Regions from separate parts of the Homo sapiens genome. Here region 1 is linked to region 2. Evidence: read pairs that join two places in POLR2A ChIA-PET (ENCODE). Cell type or tissue: B cell. All regions are shown on one strand. Links, peaks and the distances in the headings refer to the core of each region. The heading gives the core; the rest is flanking DNA. Region 1 has its middle 38 kb from the start of CREB1. Region 2 overlaps CREB1 (cAMP responsive element binding protein 1).

The links. Peaks named below come from ENCODE experiments on the same cell type or tissue, not always from the same donor. Only the 100,000 strongest peaks of a DNase experiment are listed, where the experiment ranks them.
Region 1: POLR2A ChIA-PET joins it to region 2 with 7 read pairs; 6 of 35 experiments call an interaction of 5 or more read pairs at or near these places.

Annotation. Positions count from the first base shown.
Region 1 is chr2:207,485,807-207,498,043 of GRCh38, forward strand. No RefSeq gene overlaps it. Among named protein-coding and RNA genes, the nearest start is that of CREB1, 38 kb to the right of the region's middle. In B cell, for the core only: no CTCF peak of the experiment used is centred there; no DNase peak of the experiment used is centred there; H3K27ac peaks cover 1,075 bases.
Region 2 is chr2:207,545,472-207,557,708 of GRCh38, forward strand. It overlaps CREB1 (cAMP responsive element binding protein 1), which reads left to right. Exons shown (of 8, transcript NM_004379.5): 2 at 10,157-10,278. The coding sequence starts at 10,165. Among named protein-coding and RNA genes, the nearest start is that of CREB1, 22 kb to the left of the region's middle. In B cell, for the core only: no CTCF peak of the experiment used is centred there; no DNase peak of the experiment used is centred there; H3K27ac peaks cover 2,559 bases.

The sequences.
Region 1 (12,237 bases), core at 4,821-9,820, 59 kb before region 2:
TTGTCCAAAGGCTTTATGCAGAGAGTTTTAATTTTTTTTGTCAGTGTCATTTTTATTGGACTTTTTTTCTTGCCTTATTCTTTTGCCCAGCTTAAGCAGCACTTTAGGTTTTTCTAATTCAAATTTTTAAAGTAGATAAATAAAACATTACAAATATAGTTAAGGCCTTCCAAGACCCCTCCCTGATTTCATTATCTCATTCTTCATGGGTAACCATTGTCCTTAATGTGGTGTTTCTCATTCCATGCATGACTATATACTTTCACTACATATGTATGTGCTCATTAACAACATGTATTTTTGCTTTGCATGTTTTCAAACTTTACATAAATGGTACACTGGCCAGGCACAGTGGCTCATGCCTATAATCTCAGTACTTTGGGAGGCCGAGGTGAGAGGATCACTTGAGGCCAGGAGTTCAAGGCTAGCCTGGTCAACATGGTGAAAACCCGTCTCTACTAAAAATACAAAAATTAGCCGGGCGTGGTGGTACACACCTGTAGTCCCAGCTACTTGGGAGGCTGAAGCAAAAGAATTGCTTGAACCTGGGAGGAGGAGGTTGCGGTGAGCCGAGATCATATCACTGCACTCCAGCCTGGGTGACAGAGTGAAACTCTGTCTCAAGAATAACAATAATAATAATAATAATTTTTAAAAAATAAAATAAATGGTACACAGAACTTGAATCTCTTACTGTTTGCTCACCACTGTTTTTGAGATGCATTCATGTTTACATGGCTGTAGTTAATTCATTTTTAGTTGCAGCATTCTATTATGTGAATTATATGTTTCTATTCATTGGTATTCTATTACTATTACCACTCATTATAGTCTTCAATTGTGGTCATCAATTACGTAACTATATCATAATTTGTTTCTTAATTCTCCTAAGGAACAGAATAAGTGGATGATAGAATATGAGCATTTTTAACTCTAAAGAGAAATTTAGTAACAATTAATAATCAAACCAATTTATACCATTTATACTCCTACTAACAGAGGTTGAGAGCTCCAGTGTTTCATCATCTCAGAAACACTTTTCACATCTTTGTCAAACTTTTCCATTTTTGCCCATGTGATGGAGGTAATATTTAATCTCATTTTTATCATGGTCTATATACACAGATTGAAAACATTTTCTTTTTTTTTTTTTTTTTTTTTTTTTTTGAGACGGAGTCTTGCTCTGTCACCCAGGCTGGAGTGCAGAGGCGCGATCTCGGCTCACTGCAAGCTCCGCCTCCCGGGTTCACGCCATTCTCCTGCCTCAGCCTCCAGAGTAGCTGGGACTATAGGCGCCCGCCACCACGCCCGGCTAATTTTTTGTATTTTTAGTAGAGATAGGGTTTCACCGTGTTAGCCAGGATAGTCTCGATCTCCTGACCTTGTGATCCGCCCACCTCGGTCTCCCAAAGTGCTGGGATTACAGGCGTGAGCCACCACGCCCGGCAAAAACATTTTTGCAAAAAGATCTTATAGGTCAGTGGTTCTCAAAATGTGTTCTGGGGACCTCTGAGATCTATACAGGTAGTCACTGAGGTCAAAACTATTTCATAATAATACCAAGATGTCATTTGCCTTTTTAACTCTCATTCTTTTACAAGTGTACGGTGGAGTATTCCAGAGGCTATCTGACTTGTGACATGTGATACTGCAACAGACTGAGTAGAGATGCAGATATGAGGATCCAGCTATCTTTTTATTAAGCCAGACACTGAGGAGATTTGCAAAAATGTAAAGCAATGCCACCAGAATTATTTTTGTTTTGGAAGAATTAACTATGTTTTATTTTTAAATCATGTTAACTATAATGGGTCTATTATTGTTCTTATAAGAATAAATACTTTTAATGTTTCAGTTTTAATTTCTTATGTGGTAAATATTACTAGATATACATATAAGCAAGAGCTCTTTGGGGTCCTCAATAATATTTTAAGAGTATAAAGGAGACCTTATGAGGCCAAAAAGTTGGAAAATTGCTGTTACAGGTCATACCCTTTTCTCATCATTCCTACTCAAATGAATGCCAGCTGACACTTAGAGGGTGCTGTGTGCAGATGGGGCATTGTGCTAAGTGCTCAAGGGTCACTTTTCCTTTAACCCTTATGATACTCTTGTAAGCAGGTGCTGTGATCAGCTGCACTTGAAGGACAGTAAGCTGAGGCTTGGGGCAGCTGGATAGAGTGCCGGGGACACACAGCCAGCAAGGGAAGCCATTCCAGCTACTGTCCTCCCATCCTCTCCAGTTTTCTTCTCTTAGTCATTCTCTGAGTCAGCCAGCTTGAAGCCATCTACGCTTCTTTGACTCATCCCTCTCCTTTTTTCTTGAAATGATCTACATTCCCTTCTGAAAGCAGCAGAGGGACTCAAGGTTTGGACGCTGGGTTCCTGGAGCTGCAGCCGCCAGTAAGTGTGGCGAGGTCCCAGGCTTCCAGGCAATAGAGCAGGGAGCCAAGGGGGATGTGCAAGAGGAAACCCAGGAAACAGACCCTCCAAAAGGGCAAAACAAAGGGGGAAAACATATTTGGTAGTCAGGTTCTAGAAGGAACGATTGCTGAGGCCCTGGAAAGGTAGATCCCTTTCTTCCGGGATCAGGCCCACGAGACGGGCGGAAATATTAATCATACTCCTCAATCTCTATTCCCACTCACTTACTTCATTCGGCAAATACAATGGTGTGATAAGTGGGCAGTGATGGGGTAATAATAACAATAACATTTATTGGGCACTTACTATGGGAAAGTGACTATTTTAAATACTTCGTGGATATTAACTCATTTAATCCTCATCTGAATCCAGTGAAGTAAGTACTTGTCTTACACGTGGAAAAACTGAGGCACAGAAAAGAAACATCAGAGTGTAAGGGAGTGAGCAGGAGAGGCCCTTAACTTGCCCCTGGGGGAAAAGGTGATGAAGAAAAGCTTCTCAGATATGGCACATGTATTCGTTTCCTATCGGTGCTGTAGCAAATTACCAGAAACTTAGTTATTTATTACATTTTTTCATAGGTGGTTTTCAATGGCCTACAGAAACTTAGTTATTTAAAACAACATTTATTGTTACAGATTTATTATCTGACAGCTCTGGAGGTCAGAAGTCTGAAGTGGACTTCACTGGGCCAAAATCAAGGTTGTTGGCAGGGCCGTGCTTTCTCTGGAAACTCTAGAGGACAATCTGTGTCCTTGCTTTTCTGGTTTCTAGAGATTACCTACATTCTTTTGGTTCATGACTCCTTCCTCTAGCTTCAAAGCCAGTAGCATAGCATTGCCTCTCTCACTTTGTTTTTTTGTTTTTGAGACAGGGTCTCACTCTGTCACTTAGGCCAGAATGCAGTGGCACAATCTTGACTCACTGCAACCTCCAACCCCCAGGCTCAAGCAACACTCCCATCTCAGCCTCCCGAGAGGCTGGGACTACAGGCGCCACTACTGGTACTTTTTGTATTTTTTTTTTTTGTGGAGATGGGGTTTCGCCATGTTGCCCAGGCTGGTCTTGAACTCCTGGACTGCAGTGATCCTCCTGCCTCAGCCTCCCAAAGTGCTGGGCTTACAGACATGAGCCACGGCACCCGGCCAGCATTCCCTCCCTGATATCTGTGTCTGGCCTTAAATCTCCTCCCTCCCTCCAGTGCAATGCCTCCCTCTGATAAGAACCCTTGTGATTACATGGGTCCCACCTGGACAATCCAAGCTATTTGCTCATCTCAAGATCCTTAACTTGAACACATTTGCAAAGTCCTTTTTGCCATGTTAGGTAACACATTCACTGGTTCTGGGGATTAGGATGTGGACATCCTGGGTTGCGGGGGGGCATTATTCAGTCATTTAACTAATCCTGGCTGATATTTATTGAAAGTCTACCATGTGCACTCTTCTAGGCACTAGGGAGGTAGTGATAAATAAGATCCGAAGACTGCCTAGGAGTCAACCAGGTGAAACAGGATGAGGGAAAATGTGCTCTAGGCAGAAAGAACAGTATAGACCCAGAGAGGGAAGAGAGCAGCTCCCTCCAGAACATGGGGTTCAGCCTGTCTATTAAGCATTGGCTATCCCTGGCTGCTTATTAGGAACTGCTGGGGAGATTCTTTACCAAAGCTTCCTCTGCCCCCGTCCCTGTCCCCAAGTTCTGACATCAGAGATGGGACCTGGGCATCTATCTGGTATTCTAACATGCAGCCAGGAGAAAAATCATTGGTCAGCAGAGTGGCATGAAAGGACACAGGTGCCTAAGGCTGGGCATGGTGGCTCACACTTGTAATCCCAGCACTTTGGGAGGCCAAGAAGGGCAGATCACTTGAGGCCAGGAGTTCAAGACCAGCCTGGGCAACACAGCGAAACCCCGTCTCTACTAAAAATACAAAAATTAGCCAGGCATGGTGCCGCATACCTGCAGTCCCAGCTACTCAGGAGGTTGAGGCACGAAAATCGCTTGAACCTCAGGAGGCGCAGGTTGCAGTGAGCCGAGCACTCCAGCCTGAGCAACAGAGTGAGACTCTGTCTCAAGGACACTGATGCCTAGTCATGGGGCTGGAGAGAAAAGCAAGAACCAGCTCATGAAAAATCTTGTAACCCAAGAGTATGGATCTTACACGAAGGGTTTAATCAAGGGGGCAACATAATCAGGTTTGTTCTCTACAAATGCCCTCTTACTGCACATTGTGAAGGGAGTGGAGAGGGGCAAGGGAAGAATTAGAAGATGGTGGAGACTGGATTTAGCATAGGTATAGTGGGAATGGATGAAATCCATTCCATTTGCAGGAAGCAAAGATACGAATGGTTTCTGGAATGCCTATAATTATTGCTACAGCCTCCTAACTGGATTTCCCAACCCCACACTTTTTCCCTTCTCATCAACCCTGTGAATCACCACCAGATTTACCCATCCTTAAATACCACTTATTGTGTTAAGGAATACTAGGCAGCCTAATAATTAAGTGTATTTGCTCTTGGACCGAACAGACTGGGTTCAAATCCTATCTCTGCCACTTTACGGTGCCCCATTTCCTCATCTATAACATGTGATACTAAAAATAGTGTTTACATCAGAGGGTTGCTTTGAGTCAATGTAGGAGAACTTCTATAATTACCTGTGTATGGTAATCATTCCAAAAAAAAATCATTATTCAAACACCTTCAATATAAAACCTTCTGTTTTCCATTTGTCGGAATGCCAAGGTCTGCCTGTCCAGATCCTTCACCTTTTGGGTCCACCCTGCTACTCAGCCTCGTTGAATTCTGTCCCCAAAATATGTCACATGAACACTCCAGATACAGCACCTTTGTGCCTGGGTCATGCTGCTTTCCTCATTTTGAATGCCTTTATTTTTCCCTGCTACCCTCCCCAGTCCTTCTGTCCCTTAAATGCTTATCATTACTTCTAAAAAAGTGACTCCCAATGCCGTGACTGGTGACCATATGACCATACCCAGTATAATCATCTTTCCCAAGGGAGGACTGCCTGTCATTCCTACCAGGAGGCTATCATTCCAAATAACTCACAAAGCCACTCATGCTCGTAACTGTCACTGCTATCTAAATGCTAAGCACTCACAGAAGGCCCAGAGCATAAACTTGTCTTTCCCATGCTTTGTGGAGCACCATGGATGCCCCTAGAAGCCCATAAATAAAAAACAACTTTGCTATGAGTTAAGTTTTCATCAGGACTGTCAGCTGTGAAATATTCAGAGGCTTTCTTGAGTTATTAACCCAAACCAATGTTGCATATTACAAAGAGACAGGACCCAAAATATGTGAATTAATTGACCAAACTATATTTTAGCAGTTGTCCTTAAAGGAGAAGCGAAGTCCTACCCCAAGCAGGACTTCACAAAGCATGTGTGTCCTTCTTTGCCTCGTGTCCTTTCATTTTTACAGATTTATTGAGGCATGAATGACAAACAATAGACGATGCAATATTAAATTGCACAATTTGATAAATCTCATGTCCTTTTAACCACAAAGCTTTATAATAATAATCATTTTTATTAGACTACTTAAAATTCTCTTCTATTTTCAAACATGATAGTGTAATATTAAAATCCAAGTTTGCCTACAATAAGGCTTCCACACCTATAAGTTACTAAAAATTTCCCTTGGCTGGGAAAATGTGATCCAGAATTTGAAATTACAAAACCAAAAGGATTTTTCTTGTCAATGAAAAATGATTGGCACAGTGGCTCACATTTGTAATCCCAACACTTTGGGAGGCCAAGGCAGGAGGATTGCTTGATGCCATAAGTTCAAGACTAGCCTGGGCAACATAGCAAGATTCCCATCTCTACAAAAAAAAATTTAAGAAAAGTGACACGTGCCTGTAGTCCTAGCTACTTGAGAGGCTAAAATGGGAGGATCCTTGAACCCAGGAGCTTGAAGCAGCAGCGAGTATGGAGTATGATTGCATCACTGCACTCCAGCCTGGGTGACACAGCAAGACCTGTCTCAAAAAGGAAACAAAAGAAAAATGATCGCGTTGGATTTTAAACCAAGACGTTATAGGCACTCAACTTGCTTTTGGCTGGAAATAAAATATTTTCTATAAATTTATTTATTCTTATTTACTATTATTGAATAATGTTAATACAACCATAACATTACTAAACATTTACTGAGTTTATCATGTGCCTGGAGCTGTGCTAAATGCTTTCCATACATTCTGTCACTCAGTCCTCACAACAGCCCTGGAGGAGGAAAGGGCTGTCCCTTTTTAACAGATGAAGGAACCAAAGTGTGGCGAAGTTAAGTTATTTATACAAGCTCAAGCAACCAGTAAATGATAGAGCTGGCTTTTCAAGTCAGCTATGTCTGCCTCCAGGGCCTGTTCTCTTAACCATTATGTCATCTTGCCACCCTCAAAATGAATATGCAAAACTGTGCCCCTACTCCACAGAAGAGTCAAGGAGGTTGACCACAAATCTATCAAGTTCATGGTACTCCCTTCTCCCACACTTCCTCATCCAAGAGCCTTGCCAAGCATACCTGGAGAGGTGATTCTCTTCCTAAACTCCCCAAACCTCACAATTACCCTCCTCTCTTCAGAGAAGAGATAAGTTCCACACAATCACTGTTAATATTCATTGGTACTTTTTCTTCTTTAGAAATAAAATATGAATAATATACTCAAGTCCTAAAACAGTCTATGTGCTTTAACATTTTCAGAAAGTAAGAATCCTCTTTATTGAAGACAATCTAGATAATTCCATTTCCCCTGCAGCTTGGTGCCAAACAAACAAATGAATATAGCCCTAGAATTCAAGGAAGAAATGGTTTGCTTTCCCTGCAATAACTTTATATTCTTGTGGTATTTTTGCCAGGTTACATCGAATTTTAATTGTTTGGCATTCTCTTTAAGGACTTCGAATTAGTAATCAATAGAAAATCTGGAGATAATAAGTTTACAGTAGCATTTAAGAAAGAAGCATGAGTTTAAAATGATCAAATGATTGCAACCTGAAATTAATATTCAGTACATTTGGAGAATGTGAAGTTTAGGCAAAAATGAGAATGAAAGCAATAATGGAACAATGGTAGCCTCTGTGTGGCAGAGTAGATAGACAATCACTTAGATGGGCATTTGGAAGCCAAAACAAGGTGCTACGTTCTCAAAGCTGCTCTTCCACAAAACAGACCTAGTCCTTTATGCCATGGAGAGTTTCCTGGAGCACAGTTTGGAGATATACCTAACTATAAAGAAGGAAGAGATGAAGGAAGCAAGGGGAGGAGGAAGAAAAGAGGAAGAAGAAAAAGCAAACATGCAGACGCTGAGTTAAATCCAACATGGGCAAGTAAAATCTGTATAACAACAACAAAAAGATTTTCAAGTTTCTAGATTGAAACCTCATGAAATCTAGGCATTAAAAACACAAACACAAAAGAATATTGGGTAATATATTAGAATTCTTGGTATTAGAATTCGACCTGTAGTTCAGGAGATAATAATAGCAATATTGAAGGCACAGGAAGAAGTGGAAGAGCATGATAACAGAGAATATTATTTTGGATACTTGTGCTATATAGGTAAACTAAATAGTAGTTTTCCAATGTTCAGTTTTCATAATAATTGTTTTTATTAAGTGCTTTGTATACTCATTTCTGCACTACCACTATTTGTAATATTCTAATCTCTCTGGAAGTCTATCAGATAATTATAATTATCTGCATTTGTACACAAGAAAACTGAAGATGAGTGAGAGTAAGTTGCTCAAAGACACACAGATAGTTAGAGGCAAAGCTGCTCACCAGTGACAGCTCTGGGGCCACTCTCAAACCTGTTTAATCTTGAACATCATCATCATCACCAACAACAGCCACAACAATGTTAATTGGGCAGTTTACATACAGTAACACTTGTAGTCCCCATCATAACCTCTTGAGGTAGTTACTATTGTTATTCCAATTTTACATAAGAGAAAACTGAGGCTCAAGTAGGTTAAATCGTAGCTAGTCACCTAGCTGTTAAGGTGATAGAGTTGGGATATGAACTCAGGCAAGCTGACTCTATGCATTTAACCACTGCATGCTTAATGTTTTGTAAATTTTAGAAATATGACTAACACTTTAAACCACTCCTGTGTGAATATCATATAACTAGCATTTCAATAAATGTTAATAAATGGCTTGCTCTACTGCATTCTTAATATGAGAATTAGCATCAGAATCAGGTCAAATTCAGTTACAGGTAATTTGATGCACAGACATTGGTTTTGTTTTATTTTCATTCTCTTATTTTGATGGAAATATGCTGTAATGAGTGAATTGTGATAAAGCACAATGATAGTTTATTGAAGTAAGAGATTAGAAAGAGCTGATGCTTTCGTCTTACTATCTTTCTAAAGTGACAGTGAATTAACAAATTAAGAAAAATGTTTTAAACAGAAAACAATACAAGAGGTGGCTGGAAACTCTTTTTTTTCTACAGACTTGCAGGTATATATGTATTTGTGGATGCGCATAATGTGGCCTATTAGGTCTTTGTAACTGATTGGGACTTCAGTACGTTTGCCTGTCAACAAACAGGAAAAATAATGAACTTTGAAGAGCTCGGCTTATCTTTCCTTTTCTACTCTCTTCCTACATTTTAACTTTAAAATTAAATTGTTAAGTTATAGGTATTTATCTAATAACTGAGAGGTACTCTCGAAAGAACACATTTTACAAAATATGAATTAATCAGGATAAGAGAGGCTATGCTACATTAAAACATGGGCCAGTGAGGGCCAGTGGGGGGTCTCATGCCTATAATCTCAGCACTTCAGGAGGCAAAGGCGTCCCAAAGTGGATCACTTGAGGCCAGGAGTTTGAGACCAGCCTGGCAACATAGTGAAACCCCAACTCTACTAAAAATACAAAAATTAGCCGGCCATGGTGGCACATGCCTGTAGTCCCAGTTCCTCAGGAGGCTGAGGCAGGAGAATCGCTTGAACCTGGGAGGCAGATGTTGCAGTGAGCCGAGATCGTGCCACTGCACTCCAGCCTGGGCGACAAAGCAAGACTCCATCTCACAAAAAAAAAAAGCCAGTGACTTAACAAAGTTGAATTTCTTGCTCACACAGAGTGCTATGGCAATTGGGCACTCCCTAGCATCTGTCCTCTCTTTGGGAACTCAATAAACCAGGAGGCATCCATCCAATGGTTTCACTGTCTCAGCACATGGCTTTCCAAATCATAGCTGCAGAGAAAGACAGGAGCTGAAGGATTGCACACAGGCTTGTAAATGGTTTGGTTCAGATATGGCACGTGTCACTCCTCTTGTAGCTCAATCACCAGCATCGAACTCAACCAAGAATGACTGGAAAGGTATGGATGCACACACATCTCTGGTGGGTAAAGAATGTCTCTGACACAGAGCATTATATACATGCTTCCTTACTGCTACTACCACTAATGCTAATACTGTATGTTTATCACAACCAAAGTTTGTTTGCTTTTTTCATCTTTTTCAAGAAACAAACTTTTGGTTTTATTAACCAATTCTATGAAGGTTGTTTTGCTTCATTAATTTTGCTTTTATCTTTAATCTGCTGTAAATTCATTTACTCTTTGGGATTTATTTTTGTTGTTCCTTTTCTATCTTGAGTTGAGTACTTTATTTTGAATCTTTCTCATTTTCTAATAAAAAATCAAGCCTACAAATTTCCTTCTGGATACCTCTTTGGCTGCTTTCCGCAGTTTTGATATATACTACTTTCATTGTGGTTTCATTCTGAACATTTCACAATTTTATTTTGACTGTCTCTTTATCCAGAGAATTACATAGGGATGTGCTTTGTTAGTCTCCAAATGTACAGATATGGAGCCACTCTCTTTTGTTGTTAATTTATTATTGTATTACATCATAATCAAACAACATATCACCTATATGAAATCAAACATTTTTTAACTTGTTGAGTTTTTTTTCTGGCAGACTACTGCTATAGATCTTTTTGTAAAAGCTCCTTATATAATTCTTTACCTTGCTTTAGAGAGTGAGAAAATTTTAGAAAAAAACAAGCCACAAAAGAAATCTCAGCAAGTTAAAAAATGTTTGATTTCATATGGGTGATACCATGTTGTTTGATTATGATATGATACAATAATAAATTAACAACAAAAGAGAGTGGCTCCATATTTATTCAGATACCACTTTGGCTGCTTTCCACAGTTTTAATATATACTACTTTCATTGTGATTTCTTTCTGAACATTTCACAATTTTACTATGACAGATCCAGGTATTGTATTTTTATCTGCCACATAATGCCCACCACAGCAATGACGCTCACAGACACCACTGGTTGAAAACCTCAGCTCTATTTTGTAGATTTGGAGTTTAAGGAATTGGGTGATTGGGAGAAGACTGCAGGAAAAGCTGACTGGGTGGTAGTGGACATGAAGAATTTTCTTGGTTTATATTAAGTAACCATATCTTGTTCATCATTATATCTTGCTTATCTTTGTATGCACAATGCCTGGCACAGAGAAGGCAATCAATAAATGTAGATGACTAGATGAATTAGTATTTACCTAGGCAACTATGAGCATCACATGATAGCTAATGGCATGTAACAGAAATAAAATCCTATTTCATCTTCTGAAATATCAACAGCTTGTGAGAAGGTGTCACAACATTTACGTTACTTTTGTATCTTCCCCCATGCACAATGTTAAGCACAAAGTAAATACTTTTTTTTTTTTTTGAAATAGAGACTCACTCTGTTGACCAGCCTGGAGTGCAGTGGCACGATCTCAGCTCAATGCAACCTTCACCTCCTGGGTTCAAACAGATTCTCATGTCTCAGCCTCCCGAGTAGCTGGGAGTACAGGCATGTGCCACCACGTCCGGCTAATTATTACGTAATTTTTAGTAGAGACGGGGGTTTCCCCATGTTGGCCAGGCTGGTCTCGAACTCCTGGCCTCAAGTGATCCACCAGCCTCGGCCTCCCAAAGTGCTGTGATTACAGACATCAGCCACCACATCTGGCGGCAAATACTTCTTTTTTTTTTTTTTTCTTCTGAGACAGAGTCACTGTCGCCCCGGCTAGAGTGCAGTGGCGTGATCTCAGCTCACTGCAACCTCCATCTCCCGGGTTCAAGTGATTCTCCTGCTTCAGCCTCCCAAGTAGCTGGGATTACAGGTGCCCACCACCACACCCAGCTAATTTTTGTATTTTTAGTAGAGACGGGGTTTCACCATGTTGGCCAGGCTAGTCTCGAACTCCTGACCTCAGGTGATCCACCCGCCTTAACCTCCCAAAGTGCTGGGATTATAGGCGTGAGCCACTGCACCCAGCTGGAAAATACTTCTTAAATGCAATTTATAAGCATGTGTATTAGTTTCCTATTGCTGGTATAACAAATTACTACAAACTTAGTGGCTTAAAACAACACAGATGTGTTGTCTTACAGTTCTAGAGGTTAGTTCTAAATAGGTCTCACTGAGCTAAATCCACGGTGTCAGCAGAGCTGTGTTCTTTCCTAGAGCTTCTAGGGGAGAATCTGTTTTCCTGCCTTTTCCAGCATCTAGCAGCTGCCACATTCCTTGGCTTGGGACCTTGTTCCATCTTCAAATTCATCAGTAGCAGTTCTTTCTCACAATGCTATTTCTCTGTTTCTAACTCTTTTGCCTCTACTTTATCCACTTAAGGACTCAGGATAATCTTCTTATTTTAAGGCCAGCTGATAAACAATTTTAAGTATATCTGCAACCTTAATTCCCCTTGCCATGTAACATAACATTTACAGGCTCTGGTTGTGAGGACATGGACAC
Region 2 (12,237 bases), core at 4,635-9,634:
GCTGGGATTACAGACGTGAGCCACTCCGCCTGGCCTAATTCCAGAGAAAGGTTCTTATATGTTTTATGCTATAGTCCCATAGTATGGGACTACTACTATGTAGTAATTTTCAGTTCTGCTGAAAATGCTGTAGTCGTTACTACGTAGTAGGCGCAGAATATTTGTTTAATGAGTGATTCTCTATTAAAGGGTCATAAATTTGAAAGGTAAAGGTTAAGAACAATTTCTCTTTAGAGTTGTACAGATTAAAGGAAGTGAACTTTTTTTTTTTTTTTTTGTGAGATGGAGTTTCGCTCTTTCTGCCCAGGCTAGAGTGCAATGGCGCAATCTCGGCTCACTGCAACCTCTGCCTCCTAGGTTCAAGCGATTCTCCTGCCTCAGCCTCCCGAGTAGCTGGGATTACAGGCGTGCGCCACCACGCCTGGCTAATTTTGTATTTTTTTAGTAGAGACAAGGTTTCTCCATGTTGGCCAGGCTGGTCTTGAACTCCCGACCTCAGGTGATCTGCCCGCCTTGGCCTCCCAAAGTCTTGGGATTACAGGCATGAGCCACCGCACCTGGCCAAACATATTTTTCTTTAACTGAGGAAATTAGATTCATTGTCCAAAGCTTAAAAGGAAGATTTTCTACTTTGAGTTTTTATTAACTCTGATACTTTACTATGACAGTACTTCCAGCCTCTGAGACATGAGAAATAGCGTGAGATTGTAGTAATCAAAATGACCTTACCAGAAATCACCACCAGGTTGGTGAAAAACAGTACATCTACACAGAAGGATGGACTTGATGTTGATTCTTTCAAGATTAAAGATGAAGATGCCCGAACTTGAAGCAAGTCTTTTATCAAAACCGTACATAAAGCAAAACACACTGTATGATACTGTAATGGTGGACACATATCATTACGCATTTATCTGTAGAATGTGCAACACCAAGAGTGAACCGTAAGATTAAAAAAGAAACAACAACAATAGGCTGGGCGCAGTGGCTCATGCTGGTAATCCCAACACTTTGAGAGGCTGAGGTGGGCGGATCACCTGAGGTCAGGAGTTTGAGACCAGCCTGGCCAACGTTGTGAAACCCCATCTCTACTAAAAATAAAAAAATTAGCTGGCTGTGGTGGCGGGTGCCTGTAATCCCAGCTACTTGGGAGACTGAGGCAAGAGAACCGCTTGAACCTGGGAAGCGGAGGTTGCAGTGAGCTGAGATCATGCCACTCACTGCATTCCAGCTTGGGGGACAGTGAGACCCTATATCAAAAAAAAAACAAAAAACAACAAAAACAAATCAAAGCCTGTACATAAAGTATGTACTGTTGCCTGCATGCCATTTGTCAGTTTTAAAGATTAACCATGGTCAGTTTTTAAATGTAGTCCAGTATATCCTTGGTACCTTTGAGTTCTTGGGCTTTTTCCTTTGCTGTTTGACTAGTAAGCAAAATGTAATAAAAGTAATTAGCATATTGCATAATAGTCCACATAGTTCCATTCCCAAATATTACAGAGAACTCCTCATTTTTTGTAATATTGGAGGCTGTTATAACCCTGAAGTCTTGAACATTCCTTACAAATCTCTTGACATCTTTTGTTCTCCATCTGTGAAGTTAGCTAACACCAGAATTCCTGTATTATGACTCCTCCCATAACATGTGCTGTCTCACCTCAAGAAAACTGAATTTTCACTCTTCCATGTCCAATTTGTAAATAATTCACCAAGAATAACATTTCAAAATTTAGTTCAAAATAACAGATGTTACTTCATAAACTTATTTAAAAAACACTTGGACATTCATCTCCCATTTGGATGTAGTGATTTTGACGTAATCACTTTGATTTTCTTAAGTAAATGTAAGTAGGCTATACATATTTAACTTCGGGGCATAGTAACTTTTGGGTACTTACAGTTTCAGCATTGAGCTAGTTTACGAAGCAGAACTAACATTTGAAGACAGCTTCATTCTTTAGTCAACATAAAAATTGTTTTTGTCAAAGTAACTGTATGTAGGAAGTATGTGATCCTTTTTTTCTTAAAAAAATGAGCTCCAAATAGCCATTTAGTAACACTTCATGTATAGAGGTTTCTGTGAGATCAATTCTTCCAAGTGTTCAAAGTGTAAAAAGCTGTGAAACACCCATTAAGTGGGTGTTTGGAATGAAAGGGGAATGGAAAGAGATGAGATAAAAATATTATCTAAAATATTGCATAGTCGTGGCTGCTGCTTTGCTAAGCAACACTGTCTCTTGGTGGTCACATACATGAAGACTTGTTTCAAATTCATGAGTATAGTCTTACCTGAAGGAAAACAAGGCAAGTAAACTTTGCAAATACTTAATTTCAAACAAACAAACAAAAAACTTTAAGAAAGCACTACAGCTTTCTTGTTGAAAGGCGCTATAGAGTTAGTCACATATTCTGAGATGGCTGTCAAACCATGCAATATGTTTCTATATATCAGATGATTTTTTTTTTTTTAAATTGAGATGGAGTCTCATTCACCGTGTCACCCAGGAAGGAGTGCAGTGGTGCAATCTCGACTCACTACAACCCCCACCTCCCGGGTACAGCATTCTTGTGCTTCAGCCTCCTGAGTAGCTGGGATTACAGGTGCACACCACCACGCCCAGCTAATTTTTGTATTTTTAGTAGAGACGGGGTTTCACAATGTTGGCCAGGCAGATCGCAAACTGCCTCAAGTAATCTGCCCGCCTAGGCCTCCCAAAGCGCAGGGATTACAGGTGTGAGCCACTGCATCTGGCTGGCATTATTTCTAACACACTTCTGTTAAATACTTCCTTCAAGAACAATATCTTTGTCATAGAATATGCTACATTTTTTAAAAACAAATTTATTTATCAAGGATGGCATTCAAATACCCTGGTAATTACAAAACTGCAATGATAAAATACAAAATATTGAACTTAAACAGTTTCTCTGAGCTAAATCCAATAAATAAATCAGGGAATTTGTTTTCTTAAATAATATTGAAAAGATTCCTGGGGCCAGGCCCGGTGGCTCACACCTGTAATCCCAGCACTTTGGGAGGCTGATGCGGGTAGATCACCTAAGGTCAGGAGTTTGAGACCAGCGTGGCCAACATGGTGAAACCCTGTCTCTACTAAAAATACAAAAATTAGCCAGGTGTGGTGGTGCACATCTGTAATCCCAGCTACTTGAGAGGCTGAGGCAGGAGAATCACTTGAACCGGGGAGGCAGATGTTGCAGTGAGCCGAGATCACTCCATTGCACTCCAGCCTGGGCAATGAGCAAAACTCTGTCCCCGCCTGCCTCCCCCGCTCCCCCCCAAAAAGATTCCTTTTTGCTATTTATTGCCCTGTTTTTGATGACTATGGTGGTGGTTGGGTTATTTTGGTATTTACTATTAATACAGTTTATAAAAGTAAACAAATTTTCAAGCTTGCTTTTATTTTTGTCATATAAGTAATTTAAATCTTATCAAATTCAGATCACAGAGTTAACTTCATGTATAACTTTTCTTGCTTTGTAATATCTAGATTGGAGGCTGAAATAAGGATTTGTTCTCTGTTAAAAGCAGAAAGACCTTGGTAGGAGCACAGGGAAAACTCAGCTTGATAAAGATACCAATTTATTTTCATTTATCACATTGTCTGCTCTGACTTGTTCCCTTAAAATATTTATAACCTTTGTTACAGTGTGATCAGTCTAATCTAAAGTTTATTCAGTTGAGGTTGATCTATGTTGAGGAGTGTGTGTACATATATACATACATGTATATGCATATGACATTTGAATATGCTTTTTTGCCTGTCTGGTTTCAATGAAAGTGTGCTATATTTAACACCAATAGACTATTATTAGCATCAGAAACCTGGAGCATTGCTAAGTTTCCAGTATTGATTAGATAACAGCTCAGTTCTGCCAGGTTGGACATATGGTAAAGATAAATGACAAGTATTTTAAGGTTAACCCTCCCCCGCTTAAAAAAAAAAGGTGCAGGAAAAAAAGTAGGGGAAAACAGTAGACAGTGCACCCTAGTTATTGATTCTTGGAAAGCTAAAATCTATCGTGTAGCACCTGAACATTATAACACTTTAGAAAATTAAGACATTTGAAGGATGTAAGAATGTATCAGCAAGGCTTTGGCTGGGGTGCAGTGGCTCACGCCTGTAGTCCCAACACTTTAGGAGCCCAAAGCAGGCAGATCACAAGGTCAGGAAATCGAGACCGTCCTGGCTAACACGATGAAACACAAAAAAATTAGACGAGCTCACACCTGTAGTCCCAACACTTTGGGAGCCGAGGTGGGCAGATCACAAGGTCAGGAGATCGAGACCATCCTGGCTAACATGGTGAAACCCCATCTCTACTAAAAATACAAAAAAATTGGCACACACCTGTAGTCCCAGCTACTCGGGAGGCTGAGGCAGGAGAACTGCTTGAACCCAAGGGGCGGGGGTTGCAGTGAGCTGAGATTGTGCCACCACACTCCAGCCTGGGCGAAAGAGCGAGACTCCATCTCAAAAAAAAAAAAAAGAGAGAAAAGAATGTATTAGCAAGGCTTTCAAACAGTTACCCTAAAAACTAAATACAGGCACAACATAACTGTGTAGACATAATTATGTATCACATGTAGGTACTTATAGATATATTTATGCAGAGTATTTTTAGTTAACATATCTGACTGTGACAACAAAATAGTCATTTAGTTTGAAAATCATGTGCCCAAATATGTGTTTTGCTGTGGTTACCCTGGAGACTTTGGAGTTCTGCCATGTGATTTCCTTAAATCCCTGGAATTTTTGATTGCTGAGAATTCAGGAGGAGTTGCCCACTTGTTAGTGTGCAGGGAAATGTGTTTTTCTCATTTCTAGTTGAGGTCATTCTTTTTTTTTTTTTTTTTTTAAACCATAGCATGTGTTCCATTAGTTATGAATGTATTATTTCTTTAGAGTCAAAATTCACAACTCATTTCTTTGAATATTATCTCTGATCCTAGATGGGATCAAAATTGCCCTAGATTTAGGAGTTTTAAAAGTTTACTAGGTTGTGGGGAAGATGGGTTTATTTTTCATAAACTTGAACTAGAATGTTGACGATTATAAGGACTGGGACACTTCCTAAAGGTCAAAATATTTTAAGGCGAAAGTATGTATTCTTTCCTTTTGCCTAATGATTGAAAGAAAAAGTGGTAATATGCGCTTGCTTTCTATTATGAGCTTTAATTTGTAATTTGATGAAGATTTTTGTTAACTTGCTATAGGTAGTCAGGTAAGGAAACAGTGGTGCCAGAATTTGTCCCTGATTCAGTATAGTTCTGTGCAGGTCTTGAGTAGATGAATTTAAATGCTACTTTATTAGTAAGAGTTAGATGGTCAGCCTTGTACTGAGAACCTCCAACCTTCTTCCCAGCTTTATTTTTCTACACGCTTCCCATCATCTGACTTACGTGTTTTACTTGTTTACTAGAATGTAAGCTACATACAAGCAGAGTTTTTAAAATTTTTATTCTGTTCATTGCTTTATTCTGAGTGGCTATTATCGTTTACCTTTTTTCCTTGTTTTCTATGCAAAGTCTCTTATCAGCCACTACTTGCTCATTTCCATACAGGGCTATAGTTCAACCCTTTGCTGATACCATTTTTCTTATAGAAAAAGTTCTTCCAAAACTTATCAATACTGTATTCATCATTAATGCCTCTTTGGAATTCTCTCATTCTCCTGACTATTGCTGAACATAGTCTCTTCTTTTAAATGCTGAGGAAGCACTCATTTGACACTTTGCTGAGATGTTTACCTAAACTACATTTTAAACTTTTTAATTACTACTGTTTTTACTGTGGAAAGGGGTGTGAAAGTGTTACAGCCCTTTACTATTGGGAAATCTAATCAGATAAATTTCGTGAGGCTAGGATGGAAAGGAAAAACTTTACAAGTTAAGCAAAGGGACTGTTAATTAACTGTTTAATAACTCTAACGACAGTTATGACCAGAGCAACATAATAGATAAAAGACAATCTCCACTAAGAGCCTTCATTGGGTAATAGTATGACTTGTAGTTTTTTTAAAAAATGCTAATAATCTCAGGTTGTATTACAGTCTCATGGTTATACAGATGGATGGGAATATCTCTATTTGCCTAGGATCAAGAGGCTAGGTGACCTCTTACTCAATGGGTCGTTCTTTGTTATATGTATTAGTATATAGTAAAAGGAAATACTTCCTTTACCATAAATGTTATTTTATTACGTGGCCATGTAATTATGGTCTCAGCTCCTAGGATCAGAGGATTTAAACTTAGAAGACATTTTTCGGCTGGGCACAGTGACTCAACACCTGCAATCCCAGCACTTTGGGAGGCTGAGGTGGGCGGATCAGGAGGTCAGGAGATCGAGACCATCCTGGCTGACACAGTGAAGCCCCATCTCTACTAAAAATATAAAAAATTAGCTGGCATGGTGGCGGGTGCCTGTAGTCCCAGCTACTCAGGAGGCTGAGGCAAGAGGATTGCTTGAACCTGGGAGGCGGAGGTTGCAGTGAGCCGAGATCGAGCCATTGCACTCCAGCCTGGGCAACAAGAGCGAAACTCCGTCTCAAAAAAAAAAAAAAAAAAAAAAAAATTAAGAAGGCTATCCTCTACCCTAAAAAGGATTGGTAGGCTGCTTGAATGAAATGATAATAAAACACCAGTTGTTTAAATGGGGCTCCTATACACACTTTGTTTTAAAAAGAAATATCGAGTTGTGGAGGGAAGAGGATGAAAAACATTTTGAGTATGTCTTTGTAACTAAAATTTACTTGGATTCACTAATGGCTTTGTTCCTTTATTGTAATGGAGTAATATTTTCTAAAACAAAAAGTTGTAATGGTGTTCTATACCTTAAATGTCAAAAAAGATTAAGTAGTCTCAATGTGTTGTAAATAAAAATGAAAGAAATGGTCAATCTGTGCATTAGATTGTGTTTAATCAAATGGTAGGGTAAAACTACGCATACCAGATGACAGCATAGCTTTAAAAATGTGGCTTGGAATAAAGTCTTTCAAAAATGGTTGTGTATACCCTGTCTACAAAGGAGGTATGATACATTTGTATTTATCTTTATTCTAGATAAAATGATGGTTTACAGGGGGAGAAAATGAAGAAAAAATTGTGAATGTCTTTTTTTTTTTTTTTTGGTAAGACAGTCTTGCTCTGTCACCCAGGCTGCAGTGCAGTGGCGCGATCTCGGCTTACTACAACCTCCGCCTCCCGGGTTCAAGCAATTCTCCTGCCTCAGCCTCCCAAATATCCCAAGTAGCTGGGATTACAGGCACCTGCCACCACGCCCAGCTAATTTTTTGTATTTTTAGTAGAGACCGGGTTTCACCGTGTTGGCCAAGCTGATCTCGAACTCCTGATCTCAGGTGATCCACCCGCCTCGGCCTCCCCAAGTGCTGGGATTACAGGCATGAGCCACCGCGCCCGGCTGTGAATGTCTGCTCTTAATACTTTGACTCATTACTGTCATTGAGTGTATTCATTTGTTTATTTTATTTTATTGTTATTGAAACTAGTTTTTTGTTTTTATATGCCATTTTCTTCAAGATGAAAATTACGGATAACTTACAGGTAGACTTTTTTTTTTTTTTTTTTTTTTTTGAGATGGAGTGTCACTCTGACACCGAGGCTGGAGTGCAGTGGCACCATGTTGGCTCACTGCAACTTCTGTCTCCTGGGTTCAAGCAATTCTCCTGCCTCAGCCTCCCGAGTATCTGGGATTACAGGTGCCCACTGCCACACCCGGCTAGTTTTTATGTTTTTAGTAGAGATGAGGTTTCACCATGTTGACCAGGCTGGTCTTGAACTCCTGACCTCAGGCGATCCACCCGCTTTGGCCTCCTAAAGTGCTGGGATTACAGGCGTGAGCCATCGCGCCGGGCCCAGGTAAACTTTTGTTGTTGTTGTTTGTTACATTTGATGTCTTTCTTATTTTGAGTTTAAAAGACCACAGTTTGCAAAATATAACTCAGTGAATTAATCAGTTATTATTTGATAATTTGATTATTTGATAATAACCAGAGTTATTTGATAATTTTTAAGTTTTCTTATAATTTAGAAATACAGGGTGAATAGGCAAAATGTAAACAAAAATGGTAATTTCATATAAAAAAGTATCTGGTGTTTAAAAAACTTTGTATGCATCTCAAAATCATGATTAAAGTATAGTTTTGGCTTATTAAAGTGTTATATATGTCTTCTGATATTAAAATTTGTTTTAATTATCCAAGTAATCCTGAATCCATTCTCATGGGAAGAAAGATACTTAAGTCAATATTAAAATACTGAAATATGTGAAGAGTTAAAGGTGAAAGTCATTCTGTACAGTTCTACAAAATTCTGTTTCTCTGTTCAGAGCTACTGCTTATAGTTTAGTGTTTAATCTTGCACACCTTTTGCATGCATAAACCTTTACAACAATTTGTTTTACTTTTTTAAAAAAATAAATGGGGCTCTATTTTACAATGTGTCAATATATTAATTTTTTTTCATGGTTACAATTTTGTAATGGTTCTCTTAATGATGGATAATTGTTTTCAGGGGTTTTTTTGCTATGATTTAAAAAATTTTACAGTGAATACTGTTGAGCTACATCTCTGGATATTACTATCGATTATATGGTCAGTGCACTTGTGGCTTTATGAATATTTTAAATAATGTAGTCAAGTCTGTTGATCTTTTTCCTTGTCATCTGTGTTTTGTGGATTTTGGTATTTCCAAACTATATTCATTTCTACAGAGTTATTTTCATTTCCATTTTTTGAACTGTCACTTGTAAAACACTTTCTTTTTATAGAACCTTATGAGTGATAGCAAGATGTATTAGTATGTAATACATTGTGATGGAGTGTAATGATCACAAGGATCAGTGACAGTTTTGATGACCAATTTCAGAGTTATAAAATAAATGAAATATATTCTGGAAAAGTCATGGGCTTTTTGTGTTGTTTGTGGAATCACTAAAGGTAGTCCCTCACTATTAACAAATTTGTTTTGACACATAATATGTGAGGCACTGAATTATAATAGGCACTAGAAACATTGCCTATTTTCCTGAATCCTTTAGACAGGATTGCTTCCCCAGTTACCAGAGATTTCTCTAACCTTGATTTACAGTAGCTACTGCTGGTAGGAATTGCTCTCCACTCCACTTTTGCTGCCATCCAGTGTTACATTACCCTACAAATATACTAAGTGCTTAGCAAAGCAGAGTCCAAATGTAAGATCAATTTTTGTCTTACCCAGAATTTTACAATTAAAATATATAAATAAAAGATTTCTCTGTGTGTGGATGTATGTGTACAGTATAGTGTTGCATGCTATACATGGGGTGAGGTATCAGAATGCTTTTTCAGTGTTTGGCACCTCTAATTTGGCTCTGTGGCCATTTATTCCACCTTTCTACCTTGAAATTCCACAACTTGGGCTCTTGAAATTACCTGGTATGGTGCAATGCACGTGTATTCTCAGCTACTCCAGAGGCTGAGGCGGGAGGATCACTTGAGCCCAGGAGTTTGAGGTTGAGATTGAGATGAACTGTGAGAACATGCTACTGCACTCCAGTCTGGGCAACAGAGCAAGACCTCATCTCTAAAAAATTTTGGGCTTGAAACGGGCTGATTTTGTCCTACCACTAGTAATCACTTTTAGAAGTAGCTTACAATTGCTGTTTCTTCCTTCTTATGGGGGGAAATACCCTTATAGGAGGTATTATGAAGCCAATATCTAATAAACTCTGTCATCATTAGCTCACTTCCACTCTTCTGCCATCTCTCTGTACCTGATTAGTATAGTTTTGAAAAATTATAATTTTGCTACCACTGCACCTCTCCTTGTTAGTAGGGGAGATTTATGTAAGAGAAGAATCTTTTATTTCTAGACAAGGTAATATCCCATTGGGAAGAAACAGCCAAGGGAGAAGAAATGTTTTTTTCTTCTTTGAAGGGACTAGAACTTTTATAGCTCAGCAAATTTGAATAAGTTTGATGGTAATTCAGCTACATTATATTTTAGCTAGATTTCTGAGTTCATTTGGTAACCTAACCACCACATATATACCTATTTATAACTTGAAATTTGCCTTTAAAGTCACGAAAGCACAAAGCACTGTGGTGCTTGTAACACTCTTCCATATTATTATAGGTAACTAAATGACCATGGAATCTGGAGCCGAGAACCAGCAGAGTGGAGATGCAGCTGTAACAGAAGCTGAAAACCAACAAATGACAGTTCAAGCCCAGCCACAGATTGCCACATTAGCCCAGGTATAAAATACATGGAGAGATTCCAGTTTGTGTCTCTTCCTAGAGGAATACGTTTCCAAGAGAATTTAGTTGTTATTACATAGATATACATAGAATGAGCAGAGATACTCTTACAATATCAAAATTCCTATTTACTTAGTATTAGAGTATATTTAGAAATGATAGTATTAATTCAATAACAGTAAAATGTATTATTAAACAATAATACAGTATTTTTAGTGAAATGATCCAGAAATAATTACATTTTAAACTTATGGGTAAATGGTGCTCTCAGATAAGGGAAGAAAACCTTGGCTATGTATGACAACTGCTTTTTTTATTTTTTTAATATGACACAGATTTATTTTTTAACAGTGGGAATGCAGATAATATGAAAGCCTAAGTTTATATAACTAAACTAAAAATTAGGATAAGCAAATAAATTGACATGTAAGGAAATTTTAAGGATGATAGCAGTTTTTGTTTCCTGTATATTTTAAATATAATTTCTGATTCTTTCATTTCATCTTTCTCTTTAACATCCTATCTTTAAGAATATTTTCTCTCATTCTTATGTTTTTGTTTGCATGCATTCTCCTCAACTATTTTATTAACAGCTGTTTACATAGATAGGAATGAGAAAGGTGGTTAACTTAAAAAACAAATAGCAGATACAGACCTGCTAGGTAATAGTGTGATACCGTCTCTTTCAGATGAAGGTTCCCAGGAGAATATAATCCTAGCAGAAGCTCTGATATATGTAGCTTCAGTTTCTCCAAGAGTTTAAAAGTTCCTAGAGAAGTCACCTAGCAAGAATGAATCATGGGAAATAGAGGACTCACCACACTTGGGTGTCTGGCTGAGGTAGTGTGAGCCAGATACTGGATTTCCAGCAAGAATATAGTCAGAAGGAGTGAGCTGTTCTGTGTTTTCTCCTAAGACCACCAGGGTTTACCTCCAGCCTTCAGGAATAAGACAAAGCCAAATACATCTAATGTACTCATACGAGGCAGGCTGCAGGATTGAAGGGGAGAGAGCCAGGACTTCCATCAATATAGGGTCAACAGATAAGAATCTGGGCTCATCTGTATATTTTGCCCTTTAGAAAGAGGAAGACACAATGCTAGGCCGGGCGCTGTGGCTCACGCCTATAATCCAAACACTTTAGGAGGCTGAGGCGAGCGAATCACTTGAGGTCAGGAGTTCAAGACGAGCCTGGCCAACATGGTGAAACCCCATCTCTACTAAAAATACAAAAATTAACCAGGCGTGGTAGCACACACCTGTAAATCCAGCGACCTTAGAAGGCTGAGGGAGGAGAATTGCTTAAGTCCGGGAGGCAGAGGTTGCAGTGAACTGAGATTGCGCCACTGCATTCCAGCCGGGGTGACAGAACAAGATTCCCTCTCAAAAAAAAAAAGAAGATGCAATGCCAGCAGGCTTCTTTATGATGATAGCCCTTAACACATCTTATCTCTGGAGTCACACTATTTTGTCCAGTCTGGTTGTCCCCAGAGTAGGCTGTATTGTGTCATCCTGGGAATTCCTTTCTCCCTACTTCCATTTTCTCACAGTTTGTGTTTTTGATATGGTAAAGCATGTTTTTCAGTGGTTTTATGAGAAAGAAAGGTTGGCTGAGTAAAGATAGCATGTTATAAAAATTGAATGTATGGGCCGGGTGTGATGGCTCACACCTATAATCCCCACACTTTGGGAGGCCGAGGCAGGCGGATCACGAGGTTAGGAGATTGAGACCATCCTGGCTAACACAGTGAAGCCCGTCTCTACTAAAAATACAAAAAAATTAGCTGGGTGTGGTTATGGGCTCCTGTAGTCCCAGCTACTCGGGAGGCTGAGGCAGGAGAATGTCATGAACCCGAGACCGCACCACTGCACTCCAGCCTGGGTGACAGAGCGAGACTCCATCTCAAAAAGTAAATAAATACAAATAAAAATTGAATGTACATGTGCCTTAACATC